2 separate regions of the Homo sapiens genome follow, and region 2 is linked to region 1. A link is an interaction called in ENCODE POLR2A ChIA-PET data of the cell type or tissue named here. Cell type or tissue: IMR-90. All regions are shown on one strand. Links, peaks and the distances in the headings refer to the core of each region. The heading gives the core; the rest is flanking DNA. Region 1 overlaps FRY (FRY microtubule binding protein). Region 2 overlaps FRY (FRY microtubule binding protein).

Evidence for each region. Peaks named below come from ENCODE experiments on the same cell type or tissue, not always from the same donor. Only the 100,000 strongest peaks of a DNase experiment are listed, where the experiment ranks them.
Region 2: POLR2A ChIA-PET joins it to region 1 with 13 read pairs; 2 of 35 experiments call an interaction of 5 or more read pairs at or near these places.

What each region holds. Positions count from the first base shown.
Region 1 is chr13:32,170,244-32,181,591 of GRCh38, reverse strand. It overlaps FRY (FRY microtubule binding protein), which reads right to left. Exons shown (of 61, transcript NM_023037.3): 18 at 10,322-10,580; 19 at 8,043-8,225; 20 at 5,960-6,046; 21 at 3,156-3,415; 22 at 2,559-2,748; 23 at 1,793-1,917. Among named protein-coding and RNA genes, the nearest start is that of ZAR1L, 140 kb to the left of the region's middle. In IMR-90, for the core only: no CTCF peak of the experiment used is centred there; no DNase peak of the experiment used is centred there.
Region 2 is chr13:32,082,670-32,094,017 of GRCh38, reverse strand. The region is part of intron 2 of FRY (FRY microtubule binding protein); the gene reads right to left. Among named protein-coding and RNA genes, the nearest start is that of FRY, 57 kb to the right of the region's middle. In IMR-90, for the core only: no CTCF peak of the experiment used is centred there; a DNase peak (open chromatin) is centred at 5,447; H3K27ac peaks cover 288 bases.

The sequences.
Region 1 (11,348 bases), core at 1,251-9,250:
TTTTTTTTTTTTTTTTGGTGACGGAGTATCACTCAGTTGCCCAGGCTGGAGTGCACTGCAACCTCTGCCTCCCGGGTTCAAGCTATTCTCCTGCCTCAGCCTCCCGAGTAGCTGGGACTACAGGTGCACACCATCACGCCTGGCTAATTTTTGTACTTTAATAGAGACGGGATTTCACCATGTTGCCCAGGCTGGTCTTAAACTCCTGACCTCAGGTGATCCACCCACCTCAGCCTCCCAAAGTGCTGGGATTACAAGCATGAGCCACTGCACCCGTCCATCTCCTTGTATTTCTATATGATATTTTGTCTTAATTAATTAACCAATAACTAGTAAAACTCTGGTTAACTGGTAACCTACGCAGTCAGAACCCACAATTACTTCTTTTAAGAATAAAATCTGGGCTGGGCGTGGTGGCTCACGCCTGTAATCCTAGCACTTTGGGAGGCCGGGGTGGGCAGATCACGAGGTCAGGAGTTCGAGACCATCCTGGCCAATATGGTGAAACCCTGTCTCTACTAAAAATACAAAATATTAGCCAGGAGTGGTGGTGCGTGCCTGTAATCCCAGCTACTCAGGAGGCTGAGGCAGGAGAATTGCTTGAACCTGGAAGGCGGAGGTTGCAGTGAGCCAAGATCACGCCACTGAACTCCAGCTTGGGTGACAGAGCGAGACTCCATCTCAAAAAAATAAACAAACAAAAGAATAAAATCTGACTCTAACCATAAGTAACTTAGATCTTTTTCAATAGCCTCTAAAACATCTTATTAATCTTTATTTTTCAAGTAGGGTTTCTCATAAATGCTTGGAGGTTTCTCATTTCTATCTACATGGAAAATTTTGTTTGCGATTTTATTTGTCTTTATAGGGTTTTGTTGCTTATCTAAAGTCATCAGAGGCAAACCAAACTAACATTTTACAATGTTTCTTTCAAAGGCTTTGACAGTACTTCAGATGGAATGATTATTTGATTGCAAATGTGAATAAATAAGGAATCCAGAAAGCAGGTATATGGTTACATTAAGGCAAAGAAAGTGCCCTATAGAAAGATCAATGAAGCCGGGCATGGTGGCTCACGCCTGTAATCCCAGCACTTTGGGGGGCTGAGGCGGGTGGATCACTTGAGGTCAGAAGTTCGAGAACAGCCTTGTCAACATGGTGAAACCCCGTCTCTACTATAAATACAAACATTAGCTGGATGTGGTGGCGCGGGTCTGTAGCCCCAGCTACTCAGGAGGCTGAGGCAGGAGAATCGCTTGAATCCAGGAGGCAGAGGTTGCAGTGAGCTGAGATTGCGCCACTGCACTCCAGCCTGCGTGACAGAGCGAGACTCCGTCTCAAGAAAAAAAAAAAGAAAAAAAAATAGAAAGATCAACCAATGGAACTGAACACATTGGAAAGGGTTTTATCAATGCTTAACCTTTGAGAATCTGTTGGGTAAATGGCTGATGAGCAGACTGTTATTATTTTGATGTGATAACCTCTGAACAGTCTGGCCAACTGGGATTGATACTGAACTATCTTCATTTTTAGTTGTCTAAAACAAAGCTTGCCAGTGAAATAAAATCTGAGAGGTAAAATCAAAGTTGCAATGACTAAAAGTGACAGGAGAGGCAGTTGCAAGGAATGCTTGTTACATGCACATCAACCAAGACGATGTAGTGGGAAGTCACACAAAGCCTATAAACTCTCTGGGCACACGCCAACACACAGACTCAAATCTGAGTTAATAAAGGAACTACAATAGCAGCAGCATGTATGAATTTAGAACAACTCATTAAGACTACTGTACCTGAAAACAAGGGAATTTGTTCTTCCAAATCCTAAAACTAAGGACTCTGTGATCTCAATGCTCTCTAGTCTCATCAAAGGCACCAACTGCTTTAACAGAACTCCCACCGATGGGGTGCCTATGGCCTGAAATAAGTTGAATACAAGTGAAAAAGAGGTAACATGGTAACTGATGGTTCCTTTAATCAAAGGATGATCCCATTATAACAGTTTCAAAGTACTGAACCATATCCCAAGGCACTGCCATCATTTCAGGAAACACACACACACACACACACACACACACACACACACACAAATTTAATACAGCAAAATGAATGCAATTCTCACCTGGAACACAAATTCTAAAGAAATTTTTTTTATAACGGTCTTCTTTTTAAAACCATTTAAGTCTATAAAGCTATCTTTAACAAGATAATTTATTTAATCAAGGCATGATTTAAAGGTGAATACTCAGTGAGGAGTGAAAGAAATGTAGTGTGGTGTTGTAGGACACAAACCAAACCTCAGGGCACGAATAAATACAAGTCACTCTATGGTCTTAAGCAGGTTTCTCAACTTTTCTTTATCTTTGGTTCCCTGCTTGTCAGGGAGGAGTAATAAATTATTCATATAAACACTCAATGGAATTTAGAAATGTGTAGGATGAAAATCTGATCCCATAATACTCCAGATGGCAGGCACAGTGCAATTTGCACTGTGAACTCTAGACAAACAAGCTAAAAAAAAACCTTACAGAATAATTCTTCTGAAGCATGTCATGTCACCTTGTTATCGTAGCTCACTGTACCATCAGGTGTGGTCGCCATTATTTCTGGAGTGGAAGCTCTTAAGTGTCCTGGGCTCATAATACTGGGTTTTGCAACTCCAAAACAAAGAATTAGGTAATTTCTCCACAAAGTAACATAGTTGTCTCCGCTGCCGGCAGTGCTGGTTTTCTTGGCATTAATTGGGCTACTAGAAATATGGAGTCGAAAACAAGAGTGAAACTAAGTTCTGGATTTTAAATATCACTTATTAAATAAAGATCATAGGAAGTACTCAAATAGAGTTGAACAACTGTCGATTAAGAATGTTATTCAAAGAGTATCTGCATTGGATGAAAAGTCAAACAGAAGAACTTTAAAGTATCTTTTACCATTAAAAGTCTGAAATTATAGACTTAGACAATCATACTGATTATTAAGGCAAAAAACCACTAGCTTTAGACAAAATTTTTTTAATGTTTTTACTCAATGTTAAGAATTCTCTAGTAGGAAGTTCAGAAATTGGGATGATAACATCCCAATCTCTTACACAAAATGAAAATTTAAGAGGGCAAATGGAAAAACAAGAGGGCAGAGGAAAACACAAGAATCCCTTACTTTGGGTCCACCAGAGGCATCACCGACTGGAGCCGAGTGAAGGCATAAGGCCAGGCATAGCTGAGGGCTGTGGGGCAGTGCTTGGGTAAGTTCTCCTGCCGGAGGAAGCTGAAGAGGCAGAGGACCCAGGGGTCTTTGACAGACTGTGCAAATATCCAGACATGGGAAGGGCTTTTCACATCATAATGGCTATTGACCAGGACTGCGTTCCATTCCACCAACCACTGCAGATCCACATTGTGGGTGAGTGGTAATGTTGCCTGTAGGTATAAGAGGTAGGTTGTAAGTTAAACCCGAACTGAAGTTATCCATCCTCATCAAGGCTCAGCCTGACTACTCATTCTTGCACAGTGCTTTTGCTGAGTGCACTGGGCTGGCTTTGAATCTGAAACACCAATCCTGCACCTACCACATTTGACCTTGGTGTGTGGTCATCAGTCTTCCTATGCTAGATGATAAGCAGCTTAAGTGCAAAATTTAAGAACCTGGGTCACATTTTGACAGGTTTATTGCCACAGAGCACTGTGCATCAATACACAGAAACTGTTCACTAATTATTTGTTGAATGAATATATGACAGTAAATTTAAACTGAAACATGGATTCAGTATTTTAAAATTCTGAAAAGTTATTCATCTCTGAGATTCACAAATGTGTTTTTATCATTGTAATTAACACGTTCTTAAAGCTATGATCTTCTCTATCTTTCCTTACACTGAAATATCTTCCCTTTGATTTAGAGAGATGGCTAAGCACAATCCCTTTTATGAAGGACATTCTACTGACAGTTTTTGAGATAAGATATCTACGTATTCTTATTTATTTATTTATTTATTTATTTATCGAGACAGAGTCTTGCTCTGTCACACAGACTGGAGTGCAGTGGTGTGATCTTGGCTCACTGCCACCTCCGCCTCCCAGGTTCAAGCGATTCTTGTACCTCAGCCTCCCCAGTAGCTGGGATTACAGGCAATCGCCACCACACCTCGCTAATTTTTGTATTATTTTTTAGAAGAAACAGGGTTTCACCATGTTGGTCAGGCTGGTCTCGAATTCCTGAACTCTAAATGATCTGCCTTCTTTGGCCTCCCAAAGTGCTGGGATTATAGTCGTGAACCACCACACCTGGCCAAGATACCCACATATTCTTGCCCTATGATAGCAAGCAAAAATAAAAATCTCTTGAAATCTCTTGAAAGATAAATATCTATATTAGTAAGTTCTTATATTCCATTTTGTTCTCTTTTAAGTCTAGATACCAAAGTTCAGGGGACATCAATTTTCAAATAATCTAGCTATTGTGCCAAGAGAGGACACTGCCTTTATGTTTGTTAGGCATGTAAAATGATGAATTAACTGTTGGGTTTATGAGTTCCCATGGGTAAGAGTGTTATAATTGTGGCCTCAATGGTCAATAGGCTGTAAGGGGCAGAGCTGGAGCTACAGAGCCTGAGAGATGAGATGGCAACATAGGCTCTGCCCAAAGCCTGTGACCTGAGAAAAGTACTGAACATCCCAGAATCTCTGTGTATTGAATTTATGACTTGGGAATTATAATGCTGATCTCACCAAATCTTTCAGTGAATTACATGAAGTAACAGCTGTAAAAACACCTGGCACAAAGCAGTCACTGCTTCTCCCATTACTCTCTCCCCGTTTCTGTATATCTTCCTAACTGCAGTATTGCTGAGCTGGTTACCCAGGTTAAGATTTTGATTTTGGTACACACAGAACAAAAGCACATGAACAAAATATAAAGTGTTATCTGTAGGCAAGTAGGATACGTACATTAAACAAAGCTTAGTATTCCATTCCATGTCAGAACAATTTGAAATTCTAAAAGAAGTAGGACTATTTCACTATTACTGTTAAGGTCTGCAGTACCTGGCTTATAGTTTTAGTGTATTATTATTATGATCATAAGCAAGAACAGGGCCACTAAAAATAGGAATCTGTTTTCAATCAAGTTAGAAAAGGCCATGAAGAGCTCTGAAATGTCTTCAGGTTTTGTATACATTTATAATTATCTGACAAGTATCTGCACATCAGGCATCAGCAACATCAGTAACATGGATTCTGCAAGGAGTCTCAGCTCTGCCCTGCCTCCCTTCAGCTATTTAGCCCAAATTAATCCAGGTCCTGTTATTATACTTTTATTTTTTAAAAGTCAGATAACTAAAATCAGTTTAAATTTCCCTTCTACACTTGTTCAGGAAATTGAAAGTTGCCAATGTGCTTTTAAAAAGGAAGAATGTATTTGTGTAGCAGATAAAGCTCTCCTAGGTTCAGAGTCCAAACCTGGGGAGGAGAGTTCGAGAGCCCAGACTTGACCCTGGGCTTTAAAACTCTCCTTTTGTGTGACTGTGGACTTACCCCTTAACATTTTTGAGTTTCAGTAACTGTGAGAATCAAATCGAATAATAAATGTGAAAGCACTCTGTAAACTATAAAGTACCACATAAATAGAAGTTACATATTAAGTACAATATTAAGTGTTACATATAGTATTAAGTGATAAGTACAATGAAAAAGGCAAAGTAATTTTCCTTAAGAATCCTGAGCAATTCTTAAAACTGTTGTTTAAAAATATTATCTATATTCCTAAGATCCAGATTTTGTGTGAAATTTATCTGAATGTCTCTTAAATTAACATCTGAAAAACTAGTCTTATCTTCATAAGTACCTTTGGGTCAGTTTATTAATCTGACATAAACACCCAAATTATTCCACATAATTTTTCACTGACTATTTTAGATAGGTCCAGAGCTTTTAAGAGCCATTAATTGGAATCAAATGTGTACTTACTGAATCCGAAACTGCTACATGAATAAAACTTTCTAGAATGGAAGAACTTAGCTGATCCATGACATCAATCATCGGCCTGTCGTCATCCTGTACAAAGGGGAGGCGATTACTCTCTATGGGAAAATGAATCCTCCCCACCCACCCCACCGCCTTCGTCTGATACATGAAGCAGAACAGCTTGTGAGATAGTGATAAGGGTTTTCTCACAGAAAAGTGAGTGCCCAGAGGGTGGAAGGCAGTGAGTAAAACTCCTGTGTTTCTGAGCTTCATCTTTCAAGTTTTAGTGGAAGATAATTAGAGCTCCAATTTCACATTGTACTGAAAAGACATATACCTGAATTTCAGACTCATACATGTACATGAGAATCTACCAGTGCCATACATTATTCACTACAGTGTTCATGTTATTAATTTCGAGGAGTAGAAATTCTGCAAGAATATGCTTTGTTAGACTGCTAACTAAAATGCTACTTATTTTAAGTCATTGATCTGTTAAAATAACTGATAAATTGTTTACTGTGACTGAATTTTAGTCCCAAAGAAACTAGACTGACCACACACTCTTTGTAGTATCTACATAGTATGTAACTATTTGATACAAGATGCAAATTGGAAAGGGCACGAGAGAGTATCTTAGTGAAAATTCTATGTGAATAATACATAAATGAATGGATTCATTTATATATCATAAATTTATAAATTAATTCATCCATTCATTTATATATTATGAACAAAATATATGTAATGAATGTATAAATGAATATTCATTTATTTATATATTATATATTCATTCACCATCCCTTATGGAGAAATTGGAAAATATAAAATTATTTACTCAAAAGCCTTATAGAAAAGCCTTGGGATGTCTCTATTTCTGTGTGAATGACAGTGGTTTAAAAAAAATTATGGCTGGTCAAAGAAAGCAACATATGAGGAACATCTTTGATGCAGTCTAGTGGATTAGCACTTAAGAAGTGGGGCGTTAGAGGCATGTGTATATATCTGTTGTTGAATTTTGGCTCTGTTACATTCTAGCTGTTGATTTTGCAGGAGGCAGTTAACCTCTCTAAGCCTCAGTCTCAGTATCTGTACAATGGGATAATAACCAAACCAATCCTTAGGTTATTATGAGGGTCAAATGAGATATTATTTATAAAGCACTTAGCACACTACCTGACACATACATGGTAATTATTATTATCATTACTTTCATAATTACAAACTTGATGAAGGTTTGCTAAAATATAATATGTCTTAGAGATTCATTTACCAGATGCCAGAGATGTGGCCCTGAAATACATCAGAAAGCTATCTGAAGAAATATGAACAGAAAAGACTGTGAAGTTGAAAATATTTTATAAAGACAGTGACTATGTCAAGTGTTACAAAACCAAAGTAGTTATTTTTAAAAGAAGAAAACAGAAAGTGGTAATTTTCTAAAGAAATATATGACATGAAAAGCTGGTCCCTCTTTCATCAAATTATGCATTTGGTTTGGCCACCCATGCCAGCTTGCAAGATAGCAATAAGTGTTTTCTCTGAACAAGGTGTATGGCATTTAGCCAAATGTGGGGTGTTAGCAGGCATTGATCATGCTTAATAACTGGCTTCCTTCTCCCATTTCAAGAGGACGTGTTTTTTGTGATGCCATTTTCTACCATCATCAAGATTAAACATCTTTCAATTTGCCAAACTCTTTGGTACCTTGATCATTTCAAATGAGATATATGATTTTTCAAGTTTATTCTCTAATATAAAGTAATAATATCTTCTTAATTAGATATGTGCTGAACACTGTGAAGGAAATGATTCATAGCCTAAATTAATCTTAAAATTCTTCACTTCTTAGCAAAGTAATGTCCCTGGAGAACTGGGATTTGTCTTTTCTATTGCTTTTAGAAAATATGACTTACATCTAGTAGATCAAGAATGTTATTACAATAGTTTAAAACCTAACAATGAATGAAACACTACATGTAACATAAAAGTACCTGAAATAGTAATGCATCATTTGTAGTTTTTAATCTAAATTTCAGAAGAGTTGAAAGTAAGAAATGGAAAAATTCAGAAGACTAATCCATACCTCAGGCTGCCCCAGGGCAATAAACAACGCTCGAATTTCCTTGAGTATTAAAACGGACAGTTTGCGTGTGGCCACCTGGAAACTGCAGAGTAAAACCAGAGCAAAACCTTCTACAGCGTGGAGTACACTGCAGTGGGGACCTCGTTCCGACTGAATTCTGTGACTGGAGCCATTTGCGATGAGCTGTTATGCAATAAGAACAACATTCTGTATTCAGCGAAATAACAAAGGAAGAAGAATACACTCATGTTTTACATATTTTTTGCACATTTGACCTTGTAAATATTAAAATAAATGACCATGGTTTAGAACCAGACATGTCTATGAATTTATTATTATTCATGAAATATCCTAGATCCCCTTCTGTCTTTCAGATCAATTGCTGCTGCGGAATACCATCAACCATCTGTTACTTCTGATGAAAAATAACTCTTCAAAGGCTATTAATGTTGATAAAAACACAACTCCTTTCATGTATACCACTTGGTATTACACTGTATATACAATCAAAGTGGCCAAAGTTGTTATTTAAATTCTCCATAGACTTTTGGATACTATTGAATCGAATTTTCAAACATTTACTTTCTATTTCTCCTTGCTTACTTGTTTGTTAGATTCTAATCTAGGTTTTGCACAGCTCTGTGATGGATTCTGAAAGTTCCCAATCCCCAACCAAGTGAATCTAAAGTAAAAGCAAGCCAGTCAACAGGGAAGTTTCCACCTTCATTTTTGTTTTCCCCTTACAAGCATATATAACCCTTGCTTTTCTACCTATCGTGTTGGCATGTCTACAACACAGGGAAGGGAGAAGGAGCTGAATGTCATCTCTGGGGTTAGCCTCTAAGGAATCCCAGCTGTTCCCCAGATGCTACTATACTGCCATGAGCCTCCACAGTCTTTAGACTCTCAGTTACACTCTTCTCCAGCCAGACCCCTTTCTCCATCTGCTCATTGCCAATGCCAAGTTCCCACCACCCTGGTTCTCCTCTGACAACACTCCTCCTCAATGCGCTCTGCAAAATGTTATCACTACCTTAACCATTTAGGACTGAGACATGAAAGGATAAAGAAACCACAAGACTGCACTGTCCTCTCCGTGGATATTGAACAAAGCAGCCCATATGTTTCTGGCTAAAAATAACTAGTGGACAGCTGACTTTTATATACCTATATCCACATCCATATCCATATCAATATGTACATCCATATCTACATCCACACCTGCACCTAAACCCACATCCACATCAATATTCACATCCATATCCACATCTACATCCACATCAATATCCACATCTACATCCACAACCCTATCCACATCCCTATCACATCCACATTTACATCCAAATCCATATCTACATCCACACCCACACCCACATCCACGTCCACATCAATATCCACATCCACATCTATATCCACATCTACATCCACATCCATCACATCCATTTATATCCACATCCATATCCTATCTACATCCACACCCACACCTACATCCACATCCATATCCACATCTACATCCTTATCTATATCCACATCCATATCACATCCACATGTATATCCACATCCACATCCTATCTACATCCACATCCACACCCATATCCACATCCACATCTACATCTGCATCTACATCCACACCTACATCCACATCCACACCCACATCCAGCTCTAAGTCCCTGGCCTGTAGTCATTTGTTCTTACAAATAGATTTGCAATCATACTTCTCTGAAAAAACCAATTTCTATTCCCTAAATAGCCTTGTGAATGTTCACAAGTCTAACCTGATGTGGAATATCATGCTCTGAGTTTCTTGGTCACAATTTATGCCAGTGGAAGAACTAAGGCCCACCACCAGGGAGGAAGTTCTTAGGTGGCTGGAAGTAAGAATTCTAAAGGTTCTAGACTGCCACTCATTCACATATATGAATAAAAGAATATAAATTCAGCCGGGCATGGTGGCTCACACCTGTAATCCCACTACTCTGGGAGGCTGAGACGGGAGGATCACTTGAGGTTGGGAGTTCGAGACCAGCCTGGCCAAGACGGCAAAACCCCAATCTCTGCTAAAACTACAAAAATTAGCCAGGTGTGATGTTGTGCACCTGTAATCCCAGCTACTCGGGAGGCTGAGGCATGAAAATCACTTGAACCAGGAGGTGGAGGTTGCAGTGAGTCAAGATCGCGCCACTGCACTCCAGCCTGGGCAACAGAGTAAGACTGTCTCAAAAAAAAAAAAAAAAAAAAAAAAAAAGAATATAAATTCATGGGTAAGGTGTGAAAATCACCTCTGAATTTCTGATTTTGTTGGCTTGTTCATAGACTTTTCCTTGTGTCTGGATGACTAGTTTCCACTGGGTGAGCAGCTGCAGCAGCAACTTCAGGGACGAATCAAGGAGTGTGTGATGCATATCATTTACTTCCCGGAGCAGGAAGTTGGTAAAGCCAAATAGTACATCTTCCCTCCAATCTGAGAAGTCAACAAGTAAACCCTGAAGAGAATTTTGTGCAATATGTCGCAATTCATCATCCATATGAATAGAGAGCCTGTGAAACGAATAAAGGAAAATAAAATCATTTACTTTATTAACTGGTCTTCTAGAGCTAACAAGGATTAATAGATATTAATGTATATCTCTTCTACTTGAGTCTGAAAATGGGTCTCCCTTATTTTTTGCTTAGTAAATGACTTACATAAATACCTTTAAAAAACTTCTAATTTGGCCAGGCATGGTGGCTCACGCCTGTAATCCCAGCACTTTGGGAGGCTGAGGCAGGTGGATTGCCCGAGTTCAGGAGTTCGAGGACAGCTTGGCTAACACGGTGAAACCCCGTCTCTACTAAAAATACAAAAATTAGCCAGGTGTGGTGGCACATGCCTGTAGTCCCAGGTACTTGGGAGGCTGAGGTAGGAGAATGGCATGAACCTGGGAGGCTGAGGTTGCAGTGAGCCAAGATCGTGCCACTGCACTCTAGCCTGGGCAACAGAGTTAAACTCCATCTCAGAAAAACAAAACAAAACAAAACAAAACAAACTTCTAATTTTAGAATTACTGAAGTGCTGCAAAGATAATACAGAGTTTTCCGATATAGCGTTCTTCGGGCCTCCCCTAATGTTAACATCTTATATAACTACGGTACACTGATCAAAACTAAGAACTTAATATTGAGATGAAGCTATTAACTACTTTACTCAGATTTCACCGGTTTTCCAATGATGTCCTTTTTCTGTTTCAGAATGCAATCCAAGATACCACACTGCATTTAGCTGTACTGTATATGAACACTTTTTAATACATCACTGGCTACAGAATA
Region 2 (11,348 bases), core at 1,085-9,084, 87 kb after region 1:
AGGAAGCTCAAAATAATGATGCCATTCATCAAGTAAGAACAGTATACTTCAAGTAAGAATAGAAAGACTTCGTATACTTTAAAAATTTGTCTTTGTTCTATATTTTGGTACAATTTTATTTATGTACTGAAGTTTCATGAATTGAATTGAATATGTTTATTTTCACAAAATCATTCTGAAAAAGCATAACTTTGGGGTGATGGGTCCCTGAAAGTTCTTAGCTGGCTAAAGCTGAAGACCTTAGGTCTGACCAGATGCCCCAGCTCACTGAGTGACAGTGAACAAATGAGGACCTGGGGCCCTGGGAAAACCCAAAATACTGAGACTTGGCGCTGAACATCAGTGGCTGCTCACAGCACAAAAAAAGTGAAACCCAGACATTACGTCCCTTCTGATGGAAGAAAGCAGTATGAAATAGTCTTGACTAAACAAACAACAAGCTCAAACCTGAATCTAACCAGGCCTTTCTATCTAATTTCCAATTTTTAGGAAATACAGGGGTTAGAGGAATATATTACGTTACGCCAAAAAGATGTAATCAGCCACATCCAGACTGAAGGAAAGAGCGGGAAAGAAAGACGTTTCCTCAATAAATAAGTTTTGAGAGGGTAAAAAAAAGAGAAATGGAGGGGGAGTCTGTTGATTTCTTTAAAAGTCTACTGCAATGTGTGGACCTTATTTGGATCCTGACTCAAATATTTTGTTAAAAGAAAATATGACATTCATGATACAATTGGCAGTTTGAACACATGGGAGATTTGATGATGTTAAGGGATTGTTGTAAGTTTTTTAGATGTAGTAATAGTATTGCAGTTTTGTTTAGAGAAGAATTTTTTTAGAGATACATATGGAAATGCTTAGAGATGAGATGATTTTGTTTCTAGTATTCACTTCAAGTAATATCAGGGGAAGGTTCAGGGAGTGTGTAACGAATTGGCTATGAGTTGATAATTGTTGAAGATGACCATTAGGTTCATTGTGCTATTCTGTTTGCATATGTTTACGTTTTAAATTCTTTAGAAAAAACAAACAAACAAAAACTAAAAACAGGAGGTCGTGATGCATCACTTATCATCACTGTTAAAATCTTACAATGTCTCGTTTTTAAAGATGACATAAGATACTCTCAAAACTTATTCTAATAGCAATTCTCCAATTTTTTTGATCTTTTCCTGGTGGAGCTATAAAACGGACCACTGTTCATTTCTCCCCATTTGCAGACTGGATTTGGGTGGCCAAATCTCAGAGATACCTCACCTGCTGCGTGAGAAGTAAGATGTAGTCCTCAGTTCGCACTCTGGGTTTCTCTTTGAGTTTTCTCCCTCTGAATCAGAGACTACTGCTGTCCCAACCCACGCAAGGGGAATTTTCTCCTGCGCTGAAGAATTCTGCAGGAGTTTCAGTATTTCCATAGGAATACAGCTGTTTGTGCTTCTCACACCCTGAGGAGTTCCAATCTTCCCTACTCTCAGCTTAAAAAAATACAGACTTTAAACACTCCTTGTGTCCACATCTAACTAAGAAGGGCCGAGGAAAGCCATCGCCCTCTACCTTAATTTTCAAACAATTTTGGTGTACACGAATTACATCTTCACTTCACAATCTTTTCATATCATACATCTCTGTAATCTTTAGGAGGAAAGAAAGATGGCCAGACAGACAGGCCACAGTCACTTAGAAGTCTAGAGGGAGTCTGATATATCAAGACGTGTTTTATTTGAGGTATTATACAAGGGGTCATTTAATACAAATAACTTTCTACTTCTAACTTTTTAGTGGCCTTCCAAAATTTCAAGTGTGCTCCACACAGGTAAGATTTCACTAATCTAGAAAGATCCAAAGTATTACTGCCCTCAGAGATATTTCTTTTTTAAAAATGTGTTTACATTTAAGGGGTAGAAGTGCAGTTTTGTTACATGGATATACTGCGTTGTGGTGACATCTGGGCATTTAGAGAGATTTCAATGAATGTGTTTAACCCAGCAATGCTATTGGAGTTAATATGAGATTATTCAATTAGTTAAATATATCACTAACCTTGCTTAAGATGCTATTTTAAAGTCTTTTAATTATTACAACAGTGGATGTAGCAGTTAAGGGTGTGGGCTTTGAAATCTGAGAGACCTGAGTTTGAATCCTAGGTCCTCTCAACTTATGGCCCTTTCTTAACTTCTCTAAGCTTCAGCTATCTTTTAGAAAAAATGAGGATACACATAATCAGTTGAGGGTTTTGATATCAGCAGCAGTGAAATTTTATAATATAAATGTCTGGTCTTAGTGGTTAATAAAGAATTTCAGAATGGAACTACCACCATTAGGATCTCTCTTCTTCACCAGAACACGGGAAGATGCCTAGTGGTGAGCTTCCTCACCCCATGTGGTGGCACCCTTCACAGTAGAGAGCTGTGGACCCAACTGTGAAAATGCACCAAAGCGTTTTGTTCAGAACTATCTACACCCAGCCGCAGGCACTCTACTTCGTATGAACCAAAGAATAACGGGGTCCCAAATGTTTTCATGTCTGACATCTTTTTCTCATCAGATCTCATTTGTGCCAACTTTGACTCAAGTTTGGAAAAACATCTAAAGAGTGAGCCTGAAGACTCACAGTTCTGAATACTGACCATTACTCCCCAAATGACTTCCCCATCATGAGGGGTAATCGGCACCCCACTGGTGTGATTAATCTTGAAGATGTACTCTGGTCATGTCAATTGACTGACTGCATGGATCACTGGACTTCTGGTGGAAGACTTAGCCCCCTTGATAACCTGCCTCAGTTTGTAAAAATGGACATCACCCTATGACATCCTGAGTAGGTTTCTAATAACTAATGAGAAATAGTCAAAACCCTGACAAAACTTCTCCCCTTTTATTCCATTTAGTTATTAAAATGAATTTTCTTAAGCGAAATAATAAATGCTGCCTTTCACCTAAAATACTGGGGAAAAAGAAACAAAAGAGAATGATACAGAAGACACAGCACAAATAAATCCAAGGTACTATCAGGTAAGATGCTGCCCAGTACCCTATGCTATGAAAACTGAAGGCAGATGTAAATCTGGAAGAATATGTTGGCACTTTTTTTTTAAGCAAAATCTCTTGAGATAATCTGTCCTATTTGCAGTGGTTTTGCTCATTTCAGTGGAGCCTATTTCTCTGCCACATTTAACAACCCTAAGTACAAATCCATTATTTGAACAGTGGAAGAGAAACTTCACTTAAATTCAGCTACAAAGTTAATCTTCATTTTAATTGAACAAAAGAGCAGCTCTCATAGGCATTCTTTAAAAAAGAAAAAAAAAAGAACTACAGCAGCTACTAAGAAATGTAAGATACAACCTTCATTTGTTTGTTTCTGGGTAACTTTCTATTTTGTTGGTCTTTTCAATTTTATTTGTCCCAATATACCCCTCTAACTGTGCATGTTATGTTCACTCAGTAGACTTTCAGTGTCTACTACAGTGTGTGTGGATGGATCTTTTCCTATCTCCTTCAGGACATGGCTCCATCAGCCAGCTCCTCAGTGACCCCTGTCTTCCACCCTTCCCTTCTCTTCGGTCTTTCTCTCAGCTATCAACATGCTTAAACCTTTTCATCGTAGTGCCTTCCTTGACCACACATCCACCTCTGGCTGTGGTTTCCTTTTTTTTTTTTTTTTTTTTTTGAGATGGAGTCCAGCTCTGTCGCCCAGGCTGCTAGAGTGCAGTGGTGCCACCTCGGCTCACTGCAACCTCCGACTTCCGGGTTCACGCCATTCTCCCGCCTCAGCCTCCCGAGTAGCTGGGACTACAGGCGCCCACCACCACGCCTGGCTAATTTTTAATATTTTTAGTAGAGACGGGGTTCCACCGTGTTAGCCAGGATGGTCTTGAGCTCCTGACCTCGTGATCCACCCGCCTCGGCCTCCCAAAGTGCTGGGATTACAGGCATGAGCCACAGCGCCCGGCTGTGGTTTCCTTTCTAACCCTCTTCTCATATTCAGTTCTCCAATGGGTGGTCTACACTTCCTGTCTTTCTTTCCTCTCCTATTCAAAATGTCTTCAACTACTTGCAATCTGGCCTTTCTTTCACCACTAAAATTAGTCTCCCTAGGGACCCCAGTAACTTTCCAAATGGCAAATCTGGTGGCCATTTTTCATGCTGGATCTTTTAGCTGCAATGTTCACTCCCTTCTTTCCACTTGAATTGCCCTCCACCTCCCATCTGTTCTCCTCCTACTTCTTAGACATTCCTTCTTCTTTTTTTCTTTTTTTGGAGACAAGGTCTCACTCTGTCACTTAGGCTGGAGTGGAGAGCAGTGGTGTTAACACGGCTTACTGCAGCCTCATTCAAATGGTCCTCCCACCTCAGCCTCTGGAAGCACAGGCATGTGCCACCACGCCTGGCTAATTTTTTTGTTTTTATTTTTTGTAGATAGAGATGGGGGGTCTCACCACGTTGCACAGGCTGGTCTCAAACTCCTGGACTCAAACAATTTTCCCACCTCAGCCTCCCAAGGTGCTGGGATTACAGGTGTGAGCCACTGTGCCCACCAGACATTCCTTCTCTGTGGCCTGCATAGTCTTTTCCTTGAATGTTCACATTCTTCATGGCTGAATCATCTTGGGAAAGCCTACAGGAATATTCCAACCCCCCTGCCTTCAACCTATGTGATTACAACTTAGGAATTGAGTAGAAATTCCCAAAAGCATCAGGAAATATTATCAAATAGAATATTGTGTTTTAAGAAATTTTAAAAGTCAGAATATACTAGATATGTATGTAAGCAACAGTAAAAATACCTAATAAAACAAGTCTTATTGTTAGCATGACCGTAGAAATCAAAATTTGTGCCGGTTAAAATTGCTACAATGCTATAGTAAAACTTGCTATTGCTGAAAACTGTACTGATGATTTTCAGGAATGTCAAAATGCAAAATGTTGTGTGGAAACACAGCAATATTACATCACAGTGACCTTAAGGAATGAGCCATTGTTACTTGGTATTATGCCATTATTATTGAACGTATTTTTATTGGTATTTTCTGTCACTCTAAAACATATACTTCCAGATGATCTTTTGTTTGTATTAAAAAGGATGTCTTTGTAAATAGTACAAAGAACATATCATCAGAAAAACTAGACCGAAATGAGGAATTACCTTTGTCTGGTTTTGTATTCTCAAAAAAAGGAAACTTCGATAATCTCTTCATAAAGTCACCAGAAATAAAAATAAAAATTATGGCCTTATCCATGAATGAATTGAATTGGATACTATTAAATTGAAGTAAAAAGCCCTCTGATATTTTTTATTACCTGGTGATATTTTCACATCATTTATTTGCTATAAGGTTCAATCAAACTATGGTGGTGTATTAAATTTCATTTCACATCTGAAAAAGTTCCATTTAGGAGCCACAGAAGAAATGTGTTTCATCTACATGTCTCCAAGCATACTCATGATAAAGAAAACAAACTTATGAGCTCATCTGAAAGATCACCTCATTCAGCAGTTAAATTGAATCTTTTTAGCTACTAACAATGCTATGTTTCTGGGTTAGGGTGAATTTTCAAGTTTTTGGTGAATGTCTTTATAGATTATTTAAGGGACGTTCCAGGCTAAGCTGTTTTGCTAAGAAACAGCTATTTTAAAAGTTATTTATTTATAATTTGAAAACTAGCCAGTATGTTGTCAAGTGTGATATAAATATTCCCTATCTGACCAGCAATGTTTTAGTCTCTTTTCAGGACAGCATTGCTTTGATTCTATCACTACACTCAACAGGGAGCTACATGAAATTACTTTTACTCTATATTTCCCTTATTTGGTCTGTTGAAGCAACAGCAGCCTCTATTTAAAGAGGAGTTTGACCAACAAGACTAGCTGATTATCCTTCTGGGAAGCTGACTGGAATCCACAGTGCAGAAAGACATTAAGGCTGGCATTTCTGCTATTTACACATCCTTAGTCAACAGACATGTAACCTTTGCTTAGTATAGGAAGATTGGCATGTAGAGCAGTGCAGAAAAACAACCAACTTGCAAATGGGCATGATAAAATATTATGAAATATCATATGGCTGAGGTTAGTAAATGGTGATAAGCCTATGAAGATGATTAGTAAATTACAATCAGTTTTATGAAGATCTGCCATATAAAGATCCAAACTTAATTAGAGGTAGTCATTCTGTCCTTTAGCACAGCAGAATTTCCAATTCACAAATTACTAAAATACTAAAAAGGGTTCCGGATGAAAGGATCTGATATTTTCTGATATCTAGAAGTCTGCACACACATCACTCATGTGAATGAATGAAATACAAGACTATGGATGAATGTTCAATCTCTAGATGGCCCAGAGGTGAAAAAACCTCTTTTACACCTAAAAATAGGGTGTATCCTAAATTCAGTCTCTTACTTCTCATCAGATATGGTCTAAAATCACAAGAGGAAGCTGGGATGAGTATGTATGTCACTTGCCAAAGGACTTGCTTACTTAGACCCACAGTCCCGTTCATCAAAATGACTAGAACCATTCATCATATACCATCTGTTGGTGGTGGGCCACCAGTGTCCTTATTACAGCACAGCGTCCTACTTAACTTTAGGGGTAACAGGAGAGTTGTCCTGATGCCAGCTTTGTAACATCAACACACAGGAGGAGTTGGAAGCCTCAGACTCTGGGCCAAGGAACAAAGGTATGTCAACAACGTTACTGCCTGAACCTGGAACAACACTAGCAAGCAGTAATGCTGTCATTAGCTAATTGCCTGGCCTTTCAGTGTTTGTGCCGGCTGGCCATGACTGATGTTCCTACAGGTTTGTTCTTAAGCATGACATATTTCATTACAGATTCATGATGTGTGATGCAATAGAGTTTGGCATCCTGGATTCTTCAGACTGTGTACCCCAAGAAAATAGTTTGTGTTACTTTGAGTTTACTTCTTTCATGTTAGCAAACCAGCTAGATCATGTTCTATTATTTTTAAGCCTCCATTCCAGCATGACACAGTTAGCACCTTTATGAATTATCACTCTGTCAGCCCACACCTGTGCTCCTAACTCAGCACAGGGGCAATGTCTAAAATATCCTGCCTGCATCTTGTCCGTTAACTATTTTGTGAACAAGGCTACTAAGGCTCAAGCAACCTCAATAATGAAAATCCCCATTTTCACTCATCTTTCGTCATAAAAAGTGTTTTTGAATTCCAGGGTGTTGGATGAAGATAAGCACAGCTCTCATTCTTAGTCTCTGCTGAAGGACAAGATTAAAGTTAGATTTTTTTTTTAAGTCAAGTAGACTTAAAAAAAACTTTTCGTTTTTCCAGGTTTCAAAATCAAAACACAGTAAATTACTTTCTTTCTGAGTAATTCTTTGTCAGGCAAGTTAGAATTTCTTTTTCTTCTTCCCGATGACATTTTATGCTGATAGACTAGATCCAGATGGAATTCCTGGCCCAATCCCCAATTTAGCTTCCACTGCAGCTCCTGGAAGGGACAATGGGAGATTAAACCTGGACAGACTCACTAATAAGTGAGTTTAAACCCAGGGATTTAAACCCAGGGAATTTAAGAGTTTAAACCCAGGGGTTTGAGAGTGAATGCTGCTTTTATTTCATTTGTTTTATACACTAGAGTGAAAATGGCCTGGCTGCTATCCTTTCATAGACGAGAAAACAATGACAGATCACACGTAGGTGACTTTGCCAGAAGCACAGGTTAGTGGCAGGGCTATAATAAAAAACCAATTTTCTTGTGTATTGGTCAAGTTATAGGGAGGGGCGTGGACAAAAGCCTAAGAAGTGTGATTGAAAATTCTTGAAATTTTCTAAACTTGGTTTACTTAGCTGAGTAATCCAGCCTTTCATATTTTGGGCTGCCTGGCCATTATGCGGTTCTTATTTTTTTCTGAGACCCCTACTCTCAAGAACCAATGAAATTTCCTCTTTGAAAGCCTTTGAAAACCCTCAGAGGCGGACTTACCTCAAATCTCTGGTTTTACCGCCTAGGTCTTCACAATTCACACCTGGGTAGGACTCAAGTATTTTGCTGGAAATACAGTGAGATCGTTGGGGGTGTTGTCTTCTCTTAAGTACTTTGTTTGCCTCTGTCATCTCCCAAAGCATGAGCACCTGGAGGGCTAAGACCAGGTCTGCTGAAAGGAGCTGTGGTTGTGTCTCTGTCAATGCCATGGCAGAGCTCAGGACAGGCACCTGACAGTATTGATAAATGGCAACAGGAGACAGTCAAGTCCCCTGCTCAAGCCTCCATTATGTTTGCGTGAACACAAAGAGAGGAAGCACCAGGCTGACTTCTGAGGAAATATACCAGAAATTCATCTCAGCCCTCCAATGAGGATAATGAGGAGGGTGGTGATGAGGACAAATGAGCATCTCCTACATGCTCAGGAGTGTATCAGGGGCTCCACACACTCCCTCTAATCCTCTCAACCACCCTGTGAGCTGGGTACTGTTACTTCCATTTTGCAAATGAGAAAAAAAGGAGGTTGACTGGCTGGTCCAAGGTCACACAACACTAAAGAGGTGGAAGCAGGAGTCAAATCCGGATCAGTCAGAATGAAAAGCTGTTTTGTCTTTAACTTTATCTCTTTTGTCCATTTGATCTACAAAGTCAAAATTGATAGCAGCACTTGAATTCAGAAAAACTGGAGAGTCTTGTTTTTGGAAAGAGCTTACTGAGAAGGTAATTGCCTGTGACTACAGTAATAGATGCTATATAGACAGACTCATAGAGAATGAGAGCATATATTCTGATACTGTGTCTGATCACTAAGAGTCACCCGTTGCTGGAGTCAGTGTGAGGAGAAGGTGACCATATCAATGAATAAAGAGGTATCCTTAGATGCCTGAAAGTAGGAGGCTGAGAATCAATGCCTCTTGTACTCAGCACATTTTAGGGCATTCATCTGTGCAAAGAACAGAACATAATCTATTATTATTAGTTTATTAGTTTAGAGTTGGCAAGATGACCTCTGGAAACACACAGGTTCCAATAAAGACATTCTTTTCAAGCTATTATATTAATGTTTCATTCATTCATTCAAAAAGCATGTACTGTCCATGATACGCAAACACTGTCCTAAACATGGGGACATGGGATATGTGTGTGTGTGTGTGTGTGTGTGTTTGCATGTGTGTATGTGTCAAGATGCATCCCACACAGATATTGCCTCCAAGGAACTTATAGGCTAACACATTGCTTCTTCAACTTAAGAGAAAATCTCTGCCCCTACCCCACCACCATAAAAAATACACTATGGTCTGGTATGCACATGCACAACTGAAAGTATCATAAAATGTTTACCCTTAAAACCTGTAATATATTCTGGTATTTACTAGTTTAGTCTATACTAATTACTGTAATTCAATGAGGACAGAATAGTTTGCAAGACAGAATGATACAGTAGCTTAGATAAAGTAAAGAATTGCAGATACGTATAAGTTGTTTTATCATAAGCATGATTGTGTGGAGATAGCAGGGAAGAAATCAAGCCAAGCTTTTCAGATGATGAGATTTTGGATTGGGCCTTAAAGGGTAGGCAGAATGAGAAGCTGAGTGGCATTCCAGGAAGAGGGGTCAGCATGCATAAACGCATGGTGGCAGACAAGAAACCTGGGTTCATAAAGGTATGTGGTGGGAGTAAGATCAGTTTGGGCCAAATCAAGGAGTGAAAAAGAATGAAATGAAAGTTTTGTGCAAGAAATGTAATGGACAGGGTTGTATTTAGAGAAGATTCACAGATGAGATCAGAGGAGGAAAAATTGGTGACAGGCCCCTTATTCTTCCTTTTATTCACCTTGAGGACACCCCACCTCACCATGAGCTTCAGGGAGCAAAGGCCAACTCTGGCTCTATCTGCATGGAAAGCAAACTGAGAATTCTGCAGAGGACACAGGCAGGACGATGGGCTCAGATAACCCAAAAGCTCACACGGAGTAAGTGCTTGGAAATATTGAATGAAATATAACATTTTTGTTTTTAAAAAAGGTATAGAAATGAGTTCACAAGAAAGGAAAAGGGAAAGGAAAAACAGGAGGGAGTGAGGTAGCATAGTAGCTATCCAGGGAGAGGACTGTTTGTTTCATTATCCTAGAGGCTTTCTTTATTGTCAACTGGGGGATAGGAAACAGTGATGTGGGCCCTGAGAGGTGGGACATAGAAAATAAGATGCCTTACATAAAGTCTGGTCCTAAACAATGGACTAGAGAAAAATCTATGCACCATTAAAAGAAGATGAAACGATGTTCCCAGTGGTCTCTGGTTGAGTTCTATGTAAAATAACAAGAAAAAAAAATTCACATCCAAGAATTTGAAACCACAGGCCAAAGTCTTACAAGTTTGAGATATACAGTTGTGTCACCTTCTAGGTGCAGAAAGTAACCAGATATTTGGCCCCGGACAGCAATAACTCTGGGCAACAGAAGGGGCAAAAGCAAAACCGTGCTGGAGAAACACTCCCACAACCGTGGATGCAAGGAAAACTCACAGAAAAAGAGGCTCAATGAAAGAATTCACAACAAAAAATTTCAAAGTACATAAAAAGAAATCCATCATGGGCAAGAATTAGCAGGCACAACAAACAGAAGAGTTAGCAGACACAAGAAGTAGTGTTATAACAGAACAATAAAGACACATTCAAGGTGATTGAAGACATAAAAGCAAAGTTGTAATCTTAAAAAAGAAACAAAATACAATGAAAATAAGAAGCCTAAGTAGACTTTCAAAGAGAACTAAATAGCACTTCCAGGAATAAAAAATATAGTCATCAAAATTAAAATTCTCAATAGGTAGGTAAAACAGGTTATATAGCCTAAGAGAACATTAATGAATTGGAAGACAGATCTGAAAAAACTACTCAGAATGCAGAAGAGACAAAGAGGTGGAATAATAAAAGATGGGTAAAAAGATATGCAATGTAGCATAAGAAAGTCCAATTTACATCAAATAGAAGTACCAGAAAAAGAGAAGAGGGAAAATGGAAAAATGATGACATTCATATAATTAATAGTTAAGAGTTTTCCAGAATTGATGAAAAGATATAAATCCTCAATTTAAGAAGCACAAGAGTCTCCAACAAGAAAATAAAAATAAATGCACATCCAAACACAGTGTAGTGAAACTTCAGAATACCAAAGACAAAGAAAAAAACTATAAAAGTAAACAGGGAAAAAAGTAAAGAACCCACAAAGAAATAACAAATTCACTACAGACTTTTCAACAGCAATGATAAGGCAACACAGTGAAATAAAGATTCAAATGTCAGAGGGAGAATGAATTTCAACTTAGAATTCTATTCCCAGCTGAACCATCACTGATAAATGAGGGAGAAATAAAGACATTCAGAT